Linked DNA regions of Homo sapiens: region 1 is linked to region 2. Evidence: read pairs that join two places in POLR2A ChIA-PET (ENCODE). Cell type or tissue: K562. All regions are shown on one strand. Each heading gives the region's core, and the rest is flanking DNA. Links, peaks and the distances in the headings are about the cores only.

The links. Peaks named below come from ENCODE experiments on the same cell type or tissue, not always from the same donor. Only the 100,000 strongest peaks of a DNase experiment are listed, where the experiment ranks them.
Region 1: POLR2A ChIA-PET joins it to region 2 with 6 read pairs; 1 of 35 experiments calls an interaction of 5 or more read pairs at or near these places.

The regions. Positions count from the first base shown.
Region 1 is chr1:38,770,539-38,778,658 of GRCh38, reverse strand. No RefSeq gene overlaps it. Among named protein-coding and RNA genes, the nearest start is that of RRAGC, 85 kb to the left of the region's middle. In K562, for the core only: no CTCF peak of the experiment used is centred there; a DNase peak (open chromatin) is centred at 4,973.
Region 2 is chr1:39,126,219-39,134,338 of GRCh38, reverse strand. It overlaps a transcript of MACF1 not described here. Among named protein-coding and RNA genes, the nearest start is that of MACF1, 74 kb to the left of the region's middle. RefSeq lists enhancers at 1-442, 928-1,222. In K562, for the core only: a CTCF peak has its summit at 4,677 (motif pointing left); a DNase peak (open chromatin) is centred at 4,672.

The sequences.
Region 1 (8,120 bases), core at 2,637-6,636, 360 kb after region 2:
AGCCTTCACCATCCTCTGCATGGTGACATGCCTGTTTGGAAGGATTTATGCATCTCTGTCAAATGTATGGTCTGCGTGGGCTTTCCCCAGGTGTCACTGCCATCAACAATGTCAAGAGAATTATCAAATCAAAATAAGCACAACAGCTACCACTTCTTGAGTGCTCCTGTGCTGAACCCATTAAGAGCTTTGTGTAATTACCTCGTTTAATCCTCAGAAGAGCTGGTGGGAGAACAGAGGTAGGTAGGTCCTGTGAAGTAAGTACAATTAGAATCTCCAATTCACATAAAATAAACTCTAGTCTTGCTTAGAGGGGGTTAAAGGACTTGCAGAGGGTAATAGTTTCTAAGTAGCAGAGCTGGAACTTGAACTCAGGTCTTTGGGGTCTAAAGGCTGCCATTCAGCCACCATGCTATACAACCTGCCACAGAGGCTCAGAGGCACTTCAGAGGTGACTGAGGCGGAGGTTAGAACAGGGCAGGTCCCAAAGCAAGCTGCTGGAAGGTCCAGGACAAGAATCCAAGTGTCCTCACTCCTAGCCTAGCACCCTTTCGAACACACTTAAGAGCTATTGAGCAGCTTATTCTTCAGTGATTCCTAAAACTGTCCCAGAAGAAAAATTGATGAAAGTTTTTTTTTTTTTCCTAAAACACTTCCCCAACTCAATATGCAATTAGCCATTAATACTCGGAGAGTTTGGCTTCAGTCCTGCCCATTGCCCTGCATTTTTCAGTGGCTGTCGATGACCTCATCTCTGTCTTCATCTTTATTGAGGGACAGTAGCGTGCTCAGCCAATGAACCTTCCACCCTTAGCGCATCATGCCATTCCCAACAGCGAGCCTCTCTGAGCTCCAGAGACTAAGCCTGGAGATAGGGTTATAAAATAGGTCGCCACTTCTGTGCAGTTTTGTCACTGCAAATGTGTACACTGATAAGAGGAGCCAACGTTTACTGGAGGGTTTATTGTGTGCTTGGCTTTCTGTATAACTTGTCTCATTTAATCTTTACAATCACTCTCTGGAGGAAGTATTGCTTTTAACCCCATTTTACAGATGAAGAAAATAAGGTCCAGGGAGATGATGAGATGTGCTCAGGAACATGGGCAGGAAGTGGCAGAGCAAGAACTTAAGCCTCTAGAGTTTGTATGACTCAAGATTCTGTGCTTCCCTCATGACTCTTTTTTTTTTTTTTTTTTTTTGTGACAGGGTCTCACTCTGTCACTCAGGCTGGAGTGCATTGGTGTGATCACAGCTCACTGCAACCTCTGCCTCCCAGGCTCACGCGATCCTCCCACCTCAGTCTCCCAAGTAGCTGGTACTACAGGCATATACCACTACACCCAGCTAATTTTTGTATTTTTTGTAGAGACAGAGCTTCACCATGTTGCCTAGGCTGGTCTCGAACTCCTGGGCTCAAGGGATCCACCCGCCTCAGCCTTCCAAAGTCCTGGGATTACAGACGTGGGCCATCACACCGTGACTCTTGACTGCATCTTTTGGAGGATTATCCCAGCTTGTGGGGAAAACCTAAGGAGACATTTTCCCTGCATGTAGCTCATGTGGCTCTTGGGGCATGGTGGCCAAGGCTCCCCCAGGTCTCTGAACAAGGACTAGCTGATGTGCCTGAGAATTGTCCACCTCAAGACCTAAAGATTATCTAATTGAACTGCCAAGCCCTTGCTACAATGCCTTAGTTATATGATCTTTTGTCTTCTGCTTGAACATCTAGCAGATATTTTTTAAGCCCCTTATATGTGTTGGGTACTGCACCAGTTATAGGGATGCCATGGTGACAAGACAGGTGTTTCCTGCCTTTTCTCAGCTCATGCTCTAGTGTGGAAGACAGACAATGAAACAAGTAATTACAGTATTGTGGAGAGTATACAACAATGGGGGCAAGTACAGACTACTCAGGGACACACAGCAAAGCATTGAAACTAGCCTGGATGGGGGCCATCAGGGAAGGCTTCCTGGAGGAGGTGAGGTTGGAGATGATTTCTAAAGAAAGAATAGGTGTGTGTTAGGCAAAGAAGGGGTAGAGGACTGTTCTAGGCAAAACCTGAAGTGAGAGACAATGGAGAGCTCCTTTCAAGACAGCCCATTCTATCTTTGCATACACTTGACTTGCCTAAGGTCATACACCTAGGAAGTAAGGTGGTCTGGTTCCATAGATGATGCTCCTAGCTTCCACTCTGTTCCCTTTCTTCTCTTGGACATTATGGCTGGATGTGATGCTTGGAACTGCTGCCACTGTCTTGGCACCATGAGAACAGCCAGCCTGAGGGCAGAGCTAATTTCCTGAGGATGCAGAGTGGAGAGACAGAAAGAGTCTGAGTTCTTGATGACATTGTGCAGCTTCTGAATCAGCCAGCCCTAGAGTCAAGTGCACCTCTACTTCTTTTTTTTTTGAGACGGAGTCTCACTCTGTCGCCCAGGCTGGAGTGCAGTGGTGCAATCTCGGCTCACTGCAAATTCTGCTTCCTGGGTTCATGCCATTCTCCTGCCTCAGCCTCCTGAGTAGCTGGGACTACAGGCGCCCACCACCACGCCTGGCTAATTTTTTGTATTTTTTAGTAGAGACGGGGTTTCACCATGTTAACCAGGATGGTCTCGATCTCCTGACCTCGTGATCCACCCGCCTCAGTTTTCCAAAGTGCTGGGATTACAGGCGTGAGCCACCACACCCGGCCACCTCTACTGCTCTTAAGTGTTACAATATAGTGTTTGAAGATGTAGGGTTGAATCCTGCCTCTGCCATAAAATGCTCGTGTGACTTTAGGCATGGTAACCCGTCTGAGTTTCAGCTTCCTCATCTATAAAATAGGAATAATAAGAATTGTTAATTGTCGTTATTTACCCAGTGAGTAAGTTTTTGAGGATGACATGTGTTGATGCACGTTGAGAGCTTACGATAATGCCTGGCCTTAGGAAGTGCCGACAGATGGAAGCTATTAGTATTGCCAACACACATTGCCTTGATCGGCTTATACTCCCAGCCCTCTGAAACTCTCAATTAATAATGGAGAGACTCAGGCTAGTCACAGTGCAGGTTGATCCGTGCTGTGATAGAGCCTTGAGCAGGAAGCAGTCAGCTTTTGTGGAGGGAGCAGCTGAAGGTTCCATAGAAGCAATGACTTTGAGCAAGGGCTCTGAATGTGAGTGGAAGTTTTAGGGTAAAGAAGAGGAGGAAGGTCATTTCCAGCAGTGAGAGCAGCCAGTTAAGTGTCTTAAGTGCCTTGTGAAGGGCAAGTAGCTGGTGTGCTTAGAACTTCAGGTGTGGGTGCATGTGTGTGGGATGAGGGAGAGCCTGGAAATATGGGCCAGGACTAGGCAGGGAAGGCCTTGCATGCTAGACTAAGGGGCTTGCTGTGAGTCCCAGTGGTGTTCCGTAAAACTATAGACCTGAGGGTTGCTCCCTGAAGCAGAGGTTCAGTGGCGGTCAAATCAGGGATGGAAACGCTGCACAGATATTCCAGGCCCCCAAATGGCTAATGAACCTTAGCACAGCAAGGGCCCTGCCAAGTCCTATAGGAACAAAACCTGTTTGACTTGGCCTAACCCAGTGTTTTATAAACGTATTCAACCACAAGACACCCGTTATTCCCCTAACAACTATTATTGCCGGTTACAGTTTGGGAGCTACTGTTACAGGTGTTAGGGAGCTGTCAAAAGGTTGGAAGTGAGGGGTCAATTCTGTGTTTTGCAAAGATTCCCTCTAATTATTTAAACAATAAGGGACCAAATTCAATCACAAGTAAGCGGTTGTAAGGGTCTAGCTTGTTCAGCCAAGGCTGTTTTATTCGAAATGGGTGACTTCTCTTGGCTATGCCCCTCTCTGAAAGTCTACCTTTCAAGTGTCTGAAGGAGAGAAGCTTCCCGCAACACACTGCGGTTGTCCTGCTGACCTTTTTAATGTGGCTCTTTAAAGCCGAAGGTTAGATAATTCAGGCTCAGCTCTTAGATTGACACTTGAAAGCTACAATGGGGCTTTTTGGAGGGTTAAAAGTTATAGTCACTGGAGCCGCAGTTTGACTTGAAAAATTTTTTGAAGTCTTTTTCTTTCATTCCTTTCTCTTCCTTTCCTTCTCTTCCGCCTCCTCCTTCTTCTCTTTCTCTTAACAGAAGGGCCAGTCGAAAATGATGCTTTCCAACTTGCAAATCCTGCTGAAGATAACACATGTGGTAAGCATGACCCTGTGAAAGATTCTGGCAAAGGCTGGGATTTCTCATCCCCTGGAAGTTGGGGTGTGGGGAGGGTGGAGTTTATTAAATATATAGATTTTGGCCAGGCATAGTGGCTCACGCCTGTAATCCCAGCTCTTTGGTAGGCCAAGGCAGGCGGATCACTTGCGGTCAGGAGTTCGAGACCAGCCTGACCAACATGGCGAAAGCCTGTCTCTACCAAAAATACAAAAATTGGCTGGGCGTGGTGGCACACACCTTTAGTCCCAGCTACTTGGGAGGCCTGAGGCAGGAGAATCGCTTGAACCCAGGAGGCGGAGGTTGTAGTGAGCCGAGATCATGCCATTGCACTCCAGTCTGGGTGACAGAGCAAGACTCCATCTCAAAAATAAATCAATAAATGAATAAAAATAAAAAATAAAATAAAAATAAAAATACAGACAAAAATCTGCTTCTTGGGTGATTTGAACTCACATAAAGTTGGAAAACTATGGGCCTAGGTACCTTCAGCTTTACACACCAACTCGTCAAACCTCCATAAGTAGGAACATCTCCTCCATACCTACCTCCTTCACTGCTACCCATCCCTGCCCAGCCCCCACCTTAGGGTGCTGCCCCCAGGGTTTGGAGGAGGCCCTATCCCGGCCTGCACAGACTCTGGCCCAGCACCTGGATCTCCACTCCCTTTTCCTGCTCTTGCTCCCCTGCTACAGCCAGGGTTCTTGCTTCTGGGGTGGTGAGGAATGTGGCCCACGTGCAGGAGCAAGGACTTGTGGGTAGCAGGGGGTGGTGGTGAGTGTTCTCAGGGACTAAAGTCATCAGTGCTGGCTGGGCCCACAGTGCTATTACTGGTCTCTACTTTGTGGTTATCTGATTCCCATTTGGCTCTTGCCTACCAATGCAGTTGCTCTGGCAGGGGTTTTGGGGGCTCCTCTTTCTTTTGGCTGTGCCCATCTTTCCTTCCTGTTTTTTTTTTTTAAACTGCTTCATTTGTTTATTAAGCAATAATAGTAGCTAATATTTACACAATGCTTACTCTGTGCCAGGTGCTTTTCTAAGTGATTTAGATACACTACTTCATTTAATTCTGATAATAACTCTATGAGGGATGTGCAATTATGATCTTCACCCCATTTATAGAGGAGGAAATTGAGGCACAGAGAAGTTTAGCAACTTGTTCAAGGCCATTCAGCAAATGGGTAGTGGACCCAAAATTTAAAACCAGATTGGTTGTGTTTTTAAATTATGGCATCGTGTGTAATTGTTAGGCACTGTGCTAAGCACTCGGTATACTTTTGTTATATTATCCTATCTCTACAGATAAGGAGCTGAGCTACAGAGAGATGATGTCATTCACCCAAACTCACTTAGTTTGCAAGTAAGGAGTCAGGTTTGAACGCAGATTTGAACCCAGGTGATGTCAGCACCTGTGCTATTAACCACTGTACTGTCTCTCAATATTTATATATATTTATTTATGGTCAAGATGTAACAGCCAAACAATTGAGAAGAACACAGGGTAAAAAGAGACAGTTTTCCTTCTCCTTTTCCTTCTGTCCATTCTCATTCACTGTCAGACTTTTGGTGGGAGCCTGGCCAGGCAGGCTGGCATTGCCACCTCAGCCTGGCAGAGCTGGGGTTAGGGCTTAGGCTGGAGGCTGGGGTCAGAGTGGACCTGATTGGTCCTGGAAGGACTCTCCGCTGGTGGCTGCCCACAGTGGGAGGGGGCCTCATCTGTGTGATTGGAGCATTAGGGGACCAGCCAGGGCATGCAGGTGGCAGCATGCCGCACAAAAACACTGTGATCCCAGGTAGTGGGTGGCCTAGACCCAAATGCTGGGGTTTTGAATGGACCTCACTGTGTTCTGCAGGTGCTCTGAGCTCAGCGGTCCCAGGACATGAGCAGGTCAGGTGAGGCTGTAGAGGGGTGTCCAGGGAGACTAGCAAAGGTTGCCATGTCTCTTGCTCAGCAGACATCTGGGACAAGAGTCACGGCTTTTGACCCTGCCTCATGAAGATTTCTACAAGTACCCCAGGACAGGACGGATTTTTACGTGGAAGTTTGTACACATAAGCTAGATTTGCCTCTAGAAACACAAAGTGACCCCCTAGACTTCTAGGGGAAGGGAGAGAAGGGAGTCAGGCACAGTCCCTCCCCACCCATGGCTGCTTAAAGTCTGGTGTCTAAGCCAGGGTCACCCAGCGGAGGGTCCCTTAGCATGGGATCAGTGGAGAGGGTGTGAAATGCATTTGAATGGCTTAGCACAAGGGCTCTGCAGCCCAGACAGCCAGGGTTGAAACCTGGTTCTGCCACTTCCTGGCTGTATAATGCTGGGGAGGCTAATTTACCTCCTGAGCCTCGGTTTTCTTCTCTGTAAAACAGAGACACTGACGATAGTACCTTCTCATAGGGCTGTGGTGCAGAATAAGAAGTGAGATAATGAAGCTATGTTGCCCAGGCTGGATTTGAACTGCTGGGCTCAAGCGATCCTCCTGCATCAGCCTCCCAAGCAGCTGGGAATACAGGCACATGCCACCGTGCCTGGCTATTATTTATTGATGTTTCAGGTCACTGTCTGTTTTTCAGCAGGTTCCGTGTTTTGCATTCCCTTCTTGATTCTTTGCAGTGTGGCTTTTGGCTCCTCTGTGACCCCAGAACTGCTCTGTCTCTGGAGACACCACTCACCTGCTAATGGCCACATCCAACAGCCACTCTTCTGCTTTCATCTTTGCTTCTCATCTCTACTGCCTGGGACACTGGAAGCGACTCCCCTCACCTTGAACATTCCCGTGGTGTCCATGACTCTGCAGCCCCTTGGTTTTCCTCCAGCATCTCTGGGTGCTGCTTTGTGGTTTCCTCCATGGGTTCTGATCTCCTTCCCCTCAGGGCTCTGTGGTGGCCGCCTCCCTTCTCTACACATTCCCAACTCTCCCAGTCCACATTTCTGTCTTTTCTTTTTTAACTTCCAAAAAGACAGTGTCTCTGTCTGTCATTCAGGCTGAAGTTCAGTGATGCAATCACAACTCACTTGTATACCCAGGCTCAGGCGATCCTCTGGCCTCAGCCTCCTGAGTAACTGGGACTACATCCACTCACCACCATGCCCAGCTCCAGCCCACATTTCTTTTTTTTTTAATTATACTTTAAGTTTTAGTGTACATGTGCACAACGTGCAGGTTAGTTACATATGTATACATGTGCCATGTTGGTGTGCTGCACCCATTAACTCGTCATTTGACATTAGGTATATCTCCTAATGCTATCCCTCCTCCCTCCCCCCACCCCACAACAGGCCCCGGTGTGTGATGTTCCCCTTCCTGTGTCCATGTGTTCTCATTGTTCAATTCCTACCTATGAGTGAGAACATGCGGTGTTTGGTTTTTTGTCCTTGCGATAGTTTGCTGAGATTGATGGTTTCCAGCTTCATCCATGTCACTACAAAGGACCTGAACCCATCATTTTTTATGGCTGCATAGTATTCCATGGTGTATATGTGCCACATTTTCTTAATCCAATCTATCATTGTTGGACATTTGGCTTGCTTCCAAGTCTTTCTATTGTGAATAGTGCCTCAGTAAACATATGTGTGCATGTGTCTTTATAGCAGCATGATTTATAATCCTTTGGGTATATACCCAGTAATGGGATTGCTGGGTCAAATGGTATTTCTAGTTCTAGATCCCTGAGGAATCGCCACACTGACTTCCACAAGGGTTGAACTAGTTTGCAGTCCCACCAACAGTGTAAAAGTGTTCCTATTTCCCCACATCCTCTCCAGCACCTGTTGTTTCCTGACTTTTTAATGATCGCCATTCTAACTGGTGTGAGATGGTATCTCATTGTGGTTTTGATTTGCGTTTCTCTGATGGCCAGTGATGATGAGCATTTTTTCATGTGTCTTTTGGCTGCATAAATGTCTTCTTTTGAGAAGTGTCTG
Region 2 (8,120 bases), core at 2,770-6,769:
TGCGGTAGCTCATGCCTGTAATCCCAGCACTTTGGGAGGCCGAGGTGGGCGGATCACGAGGTCAGGAGATCGAAACCATCCTGGCTAACACAGTGAAACCCCGTCTCTACTAAAAATACAAAAAAAAAAAATTAGCCGGGCGTGGTGGCGGGCGCCTGTAGTCCCAGCTACTCGGGAGGCTGAGGCAAGAGAATGGCATGAACCCGGGAGGCGGAGCTTGCAGTGAGCTGAGATCCCGCCACTGCACTCTAGCCTGGCGGACAGAGCGAGACCCCATCTCAAAAAAAAAAAAAAAAAAAAAAAAGACTGTTCTTCTGATGATAATATCTAAGAACTTTAAATGCAGCAAATACCTGGCCACGCAAATCCCTAGCAAACTAGGAAAAGCTGTTCGTAGTATTCACAAAACCCAAAAATGAAACTTCTCATAACCTACCTACCATGCAATTCCCTATTTTGTAAGAATTTTTCTGGACTTCTTCAAGGTCAAGAAGAAACCTAATAATTTATTTAAGAAAAAGCAACTCTAGAAAAAATGAATAAGTTCTGGAGATGTATTGTACAGCAAACAATGTATCGTACTTGAAAATTCTGGAAGTAGTAAATCTTAAATATTCTCATCACACAAAACTATGTGAAGTGACAGATGTTAACTAGCTTGATTTAATCATTCCACAATGTTTACATATATCAAAACATCACATTGTACACCATAAAGATATACAATTTTTATATATCAATTATACCTTTATAAAGTTGGGAAAAATAAAAACAGACAGGAAGAAGGAGGAGGAGGAGGAGGAGAAAGGATGAGGAGGAGGACGAGGAAGGAGAAAAGAGAAGAAAAGAAAATCTTATAGTTAAACACACACAACTATAGTAAGAGTCTGTTACAAAATTAAACCCCAGGCCCTCAAACACTAAGCAAAGCTTCACTACAAACAAAAGGGATCACAATGACTGCCTCCCCACTGATCTCTCTTCCAGGTCTCTGCTCTCACTCCAGATGGATCAGGAACAGGCCAGACTGGACGGGTAGCTCTTGGCTAGGAAAACAAGTGGCTGTGCAGGTCCACAGGCGGCGCTGCTTGTTAGCAACCAGCTCCCACCACACCCCATACCCCCAGCCCCAGGGTGGAAGCAGCCAAGTCGGCTAGTGAGGACAGAGGACAGGAAATCTGGACAGCCAGATTCCTGTCCCAGTCTGTGTCACTCAGTCAGGGATCAAGGGGCATCCAGCCAGGTTCCATTCCAAGGGTGGTGTCACTTCCCCCAGGGACTAATAGTTGCTCTCCAGCGGATTTAGGCACAAAAAGGGCTGAGTAGCGGATGTGGCAAGAGCAGAATCCACAGCATGCAGAGCTCCATGAGGGACCGAGCTTTTCTAACCTATGGGGGAGAAGGGGCTCTACCAGTGCAGGTCAAGTAGACACAGCCCAGGAAAGGGATTCGAAACAATCTTCTTAGAGCCTGTGTCTCTCCCATGGGAACAAAACAGCTTGGGTTCATGTATGTGCTTTGAATTCCTCAAATGAAAGCCATTCTGCTGAAAACAAAAGCCTCCTTCCTTCCCACCCCCCACACATCAAATGTTTTATAGTCATCAAGTGTCTCCTGGTACTCAGAAAATATGCTATCAAACAGGAAATGAAAAAAAATATCCATTTCTTCCAGAAGGAAGGGGGAGGAATCACATCACATCCCTGTAGAGACAGGAAATCAGCTGATCAGGATCCAAGCCATGCTCTAGGAAATGACTACTCCGTTTTCAATACAGGGGGCTGTGCAGTTCCTCTTAGGCTTCAGTCACTCCCTAGGTAAGAATTTCCAAGCAGGGCCATCCTGTTATGGAGTGTTGGATATTTACCAGTTAAATGTAGGAAATAAAGGCACTCCAATGCCTAATGCCAACCGAAAGCACAGCTCCTCAAACTTCCTACTTTTTACTGATGGATACAGGGAAAAGAGCCAAAAAAGTAATGCTTGCACAACACCCAGAGAAACCACAGGGACCTTTTCCAACAGCTACAGGTGACCCCAATATTTAAAGTCTGCATCCACCCAACCTGAGGTTGTGACTGGGTGTAGGTACAAACCAGAGGCTGAGAATTTTCTTGTTTGCCAACAGCAATTATCATAATAATAGCTTTACATTTCCACAGTGCAGGGCTAGGAGGGACTCAATGCTTCCTTTCTCTACCCCCAATCTAATTCTGAGCTCCTTCCTTTACTGAGGGATATCCCTCCATTTGAGGGAAATGGGCAGGTGTCTTTAGTCTCTGCTACAAAGAAGGTCACAGTGCCTTGTCCAAGGTAGTCAGATGGAACACTTCTAAAGGTTCTCCACGTAAAGGAACCGCAAAATAACTGTTACTCTAAAAATTGTTAGGCAAGTTGGGTGCAGTGGCTCATGCCTGTAATTCCACATACTCAGGAGGCTGAGGCAGGAGGATCACTTGAAGGCAGCAGTTCAAGACAAGCCTAGGCAACACTGCAAGACCCCATCTCTAAAAAATAAACAAATAAATAAACAAACAAAAATTTTAAATCCTTAGGAAACAAAAATTCTCTATATCATATCCACAAAAATTCCTTTCTTTATCCATCTCCACTTTCTAATAATGTCTCCCAATTAAATATGCTAAGCATACATCTGTCTGCAGTAAATGTATTTAAAGCTTCCCTCCACTATTCAATGCAACATACATTTATAGACACTTTGAGCTGGACACTGTCCTAAACATCAGAGATACAAAGATAAGTGAGATGTTCTCGCAGCTCTCAAGGTGCTCACAGTCTTATGGAGGGAAAAAAAGGCAAATAACTTGTTATTCAGAGGGATCTGACATCAAAAAGGAAAAACAGGTGCTGGACAAGGTGTCTCACACCTATAATCCAACACTTTGGGAGGCTTAGGTGGGAGGATAGCTTGAGGCCAGGAGTTCAAGACCAGCCTTGGCAACATAGTGAGACCCTGTCTCTACAAAAAAAAAAAAAATAATAAAACTGAGCTGGGCATGATGGCATGTGCCTGTATTCCTAGCTTACTCAGGAGATGGAGGCAGGAGGATCGCTTTAGCCCAGGAGTTCAAGGTTACAGTGAGTTATGATCATGTCACTGCACCCCAGCCTGGGTGAAAGAACAAGACTCTGTCTCTTAAAAAAAAAAAAAAAAAAAAAAAAAAAAGGCCGGGCGCAGTGGCTCACACCTGTAATCCCAGCACTTTGGGAGGCTGAGGTGGGTGGTTCACCTGAGGTCAGGAGTTAGAGACCAGCCTGGCTAACATGGTGAAACCCCGTTTCTACTGGAAATGCAAAAAATTAGCCAGGCATGGTGGCACACGTCTGTAATGCCTGTAATCCCAGCTCCTCGGGAGGCTGAGGCAGGAGAATTGCTTGAACCCGGGAGGCGGAGGTTGCAGTGAGCCGAGATCACACCATTGCACTCCAGCCTTGGGCAACAAGAGCAAACTCCATCTCGAAAAAAAAAAAAGTAAAGAAAAGAAAAGGGGTAAAAAAAAGTTGGCTTAGAATTCTTCACTTCTTAGCCACAGCATCTAGGGAACGTTGATTTACCCAGCAAAAGGAACCCTTTTCTCAAGGAATCTCTGAAAATATTTTCACTTTCTTCATTCCCAACTTAACACATCCAAATGATGCTGCTCAAAATTTCAAGGATATAAATTAGTATGACATATAAGAGCAGGAACATCTCCACAATAGAAGAGAACTCTTGAGTCAGCTCTTGTAGGAAGTTCTGCAAAACCGCACCCAGGAAACTTGATCTGAACAATGAGATGAGTGTACTAACTTTTCCCTACTGTCAGTACTTCCCAGAGCCAGAGAATGGGACATGTAGGAGGATTTATCTGAAAACAGAGAAAGGAGTAGAAACCAAAACTCACATCATTCCCATAGGCCAAAACTCCCCACCAAGGCAGTCTCAGTACCATTTCAATGTTTAATGTGACTACAAAAGGTCATTTAGTATTGTTATTGCCTCCAGGCTAGTTACAGCTAAATCATGCCACAAAAAATAGGGAGGCATCTAGCCTAATGTTTTTAAAGCTAAAGCCCAATCATTAGAAATATATTAGGGTGTTGGCTATATTTATACTCTGTTCAAAGGACCAGTAATCTTCATCTTCTGATAATGAGAAGAATTCCCCATGAATGGGGGGGAAAAATAAACTCTGAAAGGGATCTTTTCCCCTTCGGGGGCAGGTACCGACATTTCAACACAAGACTTTGAGTCCAAAATACTCAGAGAAAAAAAAAATGGAGTGGGGCCTTTCTATTAACAAAAAGAATATTGTATTAGGAGACCTCAAGACCCCTAAATCAAGCAATCAAAACATTCTGCTCCCTAAGCCACAGCCACAGAAGAGTTAAAACCATCAAACTCCATTTCCTTTCCTCTCCATTTCAAATCATTTGGGGGAGGGGAGGAGGAGTGGAATAGAAAGACAGGTTGCAGTCAAAGTCTGGACAGCTAAAGGCAGGGTGGTCCACTGCATATGTGAACCTCAGAGATGGGAATGATAACTAACCAATAATGTGTGTGTGATAGGAGGGTGTCAGTGAAGGAGAAAAATAAGATGGGGCAAAAGGAGTTAGCAGGAATAGAAACAAGAGGTTTTACACTACTTCAATAGCAACCTCTACTGGCAAATGCAAGGAGGTCCTGGCCACCCTTAAGGTCTAGGGCTGGTAAGACAAGTGAGAGAAAGGATTATGCCCATCCCTGGTCTTACTCTGACTGTCCTGCATTTTTCTCCTGGATTTCCTAAATCTAACCTAAGCCTTTTCTCCAGATTCACTCTAATGAGAAAGTAAGTAGATGGCTGGTACAGTTTTATAGCAAAGAAAATAAATGGCAATTAACAACTGGTTTGCACCAGAGAAGCCAGTTTGCCTAATTAGCCTGCTGGTTCCAAGAAGCTTCTCTCTGCAATACGCCAGCCTTTAATATTTATGTTTTTAATAAAGCCATATCCCCACCTCTCACAAGGTAGCATCCTCCCATCCATCCCCTTTTCAGCCCTCTTCCTACACTTACTATCTCTTTTTCCCAATGTGAAGTCTTGAATCCCACCCACTAAAGGAGAAAACATAACCTGTTGCACAAGTATTTCATTTACGGGCAGTTCTCTCAGGCACACACCCCATCTTGACAGGCAGCCAAGATGATGTCAGCCAGGTAAGTGTTCCCTTAGGCTTCCGGCTCTAAGCACCTGATCTTTAGAAGGGTGTGAAGTACTAACAAAATCCAATCACATCAACATTTACTGAGTACTTGCTAAATGTAGGACATTGTGTTAGGCAAAATTGGGACTAGAAAGAATAAATCACCATGAGCCCAAGCAGCACAATCTAACTGGGCAAATGTGTGATAAGTTAAATAACAAATAATAAAATACAAGTGACGATACACGGCATTTCATGGTCAACTGGCAAATGAGTGGTAGAAATTAATGCTATGAGTTATGAAGCAGAATGAGTTATCATGGGTTAGCTTTCCAGTGGATTAATGTAAAAGGGAGGACTTGAACTGAGCTTCAAAGGTAAGTAAAATTTTACCAGGAGGTGAGGGAAAGACTACAGAAAAGGGTGCAATAGCAGAAATCTTTTTTTTTTTTTGAGACGGAGTCTCACCCTGTCACCCAGGCTGGAGAGCAGTGGCGTGATCTCGGCTCACTGCAAGCTCCACCTCCTGGGTTCACGCCATTCTCCTGCCTTAGCCTCCCGAGTAGCTAGGACTACAGGCGCCCGCCACCACGCCTGGCTAATTTTTTTTTGTATTTTTAGTAGAGACGAGGTTTCACCGTGCTAGCCAGGATGGTCTTGATCTCCTGACCTTGTGATCCATCAGCATCCCAAAGTACTGGGATTACAGGCGTGAGCCACCGTGCCTGGCCCTATGGCAGAACTCTTAAGTATCAAAGGGAGACTCAAAAGTAAGGCAGCCCAGTGCAGTGGTGCAGTCCTGTAGTCTCAGCTACTCAGGGGGCACTGCTTAAGACCAGGAGTTTGAGGCTGCACTGTGCTATGATGGTGCCTGTGAACAGCCACTGCACACTAGCCTGGGCAATGTAGCAAGACCCTGTCTCTAAAAAAAAAATAAAAAATAAAAATGTAAGCCAGATGTATGGTAATAAAAATAAATAAGAGGTAAGGCTCATGAGTCAAGAAGAGACACAACCAACCTAAAGGAATATAAAGGATGTAAAGGTGCAGTTCCAAAGCAAGCCTGGCAAGAAAAAACCTGTAAGGATACAAACCAAAGCTTGAACAGTGGTTACCCTGACCAGTGGGCCTAGGTGGAGAAAATAAAGACTAGAAAAGAGAATTTTTACTTTTTTCTTTGTAATTTCTGCTTAAATGTATTACAGTGAACATGTTTAATTTTGTAATAATACAAAAGAGAGTTACATAAACATAGCAGGCCTATGTTTTTTCCTCTTAATCACTAGGACATTTTTTTTTTTAAGTAACTTACAACATCTCACATCTGACTAGGGCCCCATGGCAAGACTGCAACCAGTAGGTAAGAAATGTGAACTGACTTCACATTCTCTTTCCCAATGAAAACAATAACAGCTCAAAGGAACACAAGTAAAGGTCACTTCCCTGACCCCTTAAGTTGGCACCATTCCAGAACTAGGAGTTTTTAGAGAAAAGGAGACTCAAGCCAAACAGTTCTATTCAAGGAAGTGAAGGAAAAGTATATACTGAGTTAAGAGCTGGAGTTCTGAAGTCCAACAGAGCTACACATAAATGACTGCTCTACCATTTACTGGGTGAGAGAACTTGAGCAAGTTATTTCACTGGCTGAGACCCACTTTTCTCCTCTGCAAAATGAGATAATCTATTTCACAGGGTTATCATGAGAATTAAGTGGATTAATGTATATAAAGTGCTTAACACAGTCCATTCCTGGCACATAGTAAGAAATTAATGAAAGCCACTATTATATTATTATTAAATCATTCAGCCCAGAAAACGAAGGAACTCCCACCAACGCTACACACCAGGTCCACCTCAGCTCTTTCCTAAATGCTGCCAAAAATCAAAATGCAGAATTAGCAGGACAAGAAGAGCTTTTATTTTCTTTTTGAGATAGAGTCTCTCGCTCTGTTGTCAGGCTGGCGTGCAGTGGCGTGATCTCAGCTCACTGCAATCACTGCCTCCTGGGCTCAAGCAATTCTCCTGCCTCAGCCTCCCAAGTAGCTGGGATTACAGGCGTGTACTACCATGCCCAGCTACTCTGTTATTTTTAGTAGAGTCGGGGTTTCGCCATGTTGGTCTCAAATTCCCAACCTCAGGTGATCCACCTGCCTCACCCTCCCAAAGGGCTGGGATTACAGGCTTGAGCCAAGGCACCCGGCCAACAGGACAAGGAAAGTTTTAACTCTAGTTAAATCTTAGTAATAAATCTTAAAAGACCAAAGAAAGTTAATTTCATATATGTTCACTCCTCTGTCCAGGTTACAAAGTGACTAAACCATTTGTTTTGATTTTTTTGTTTGTTTTTTGTGTGGTTTTTTTTTTGGAGACAGAGTCTTGCTCTGTTGCCCAGGCTGGACTGCAGTGGCACAATCTTGGCTCACCGCAATCTCTGCCTCCCAAGCTCAAGTGATTGTCCTGCCTCAGCCTCCCAAGTAACTGGGATTACAGGCACCCACCACCACGCCCAGCTAATTTTTTTGTATTTTTAGTAGAGACAGGGTTTCACCACGTTGGCCAGGCTGGTCTCGAACTGACCTCAGGTGATCCACATGCCTTGGCCTCCCAAAGTGCTGGGATTACAGGCATGAGCCACCGTGCTCGGCCCTAAACCATTTGTTATAGGATGAATTGTATCCCCCAGAAAGATGTCCTAACCCCAGGGACTGTGAATGTGACTTTATCTGGAAATAGGGTCTTTACAAATGATCAACTTAAGATGAGGTCATTCGAAAAGGCTCTAACCCAATATAACTAGTGTTATAAAAAGGGGACATTTGAACACAGACAGACATATACAGATGTGAAGGCGGTGAGAGAACATCATTTACAAGCCAAGGAACATCTGAGGCAACCAGAAACTAGAAGAGATGCATGGAACAGGTTCTCCCTCA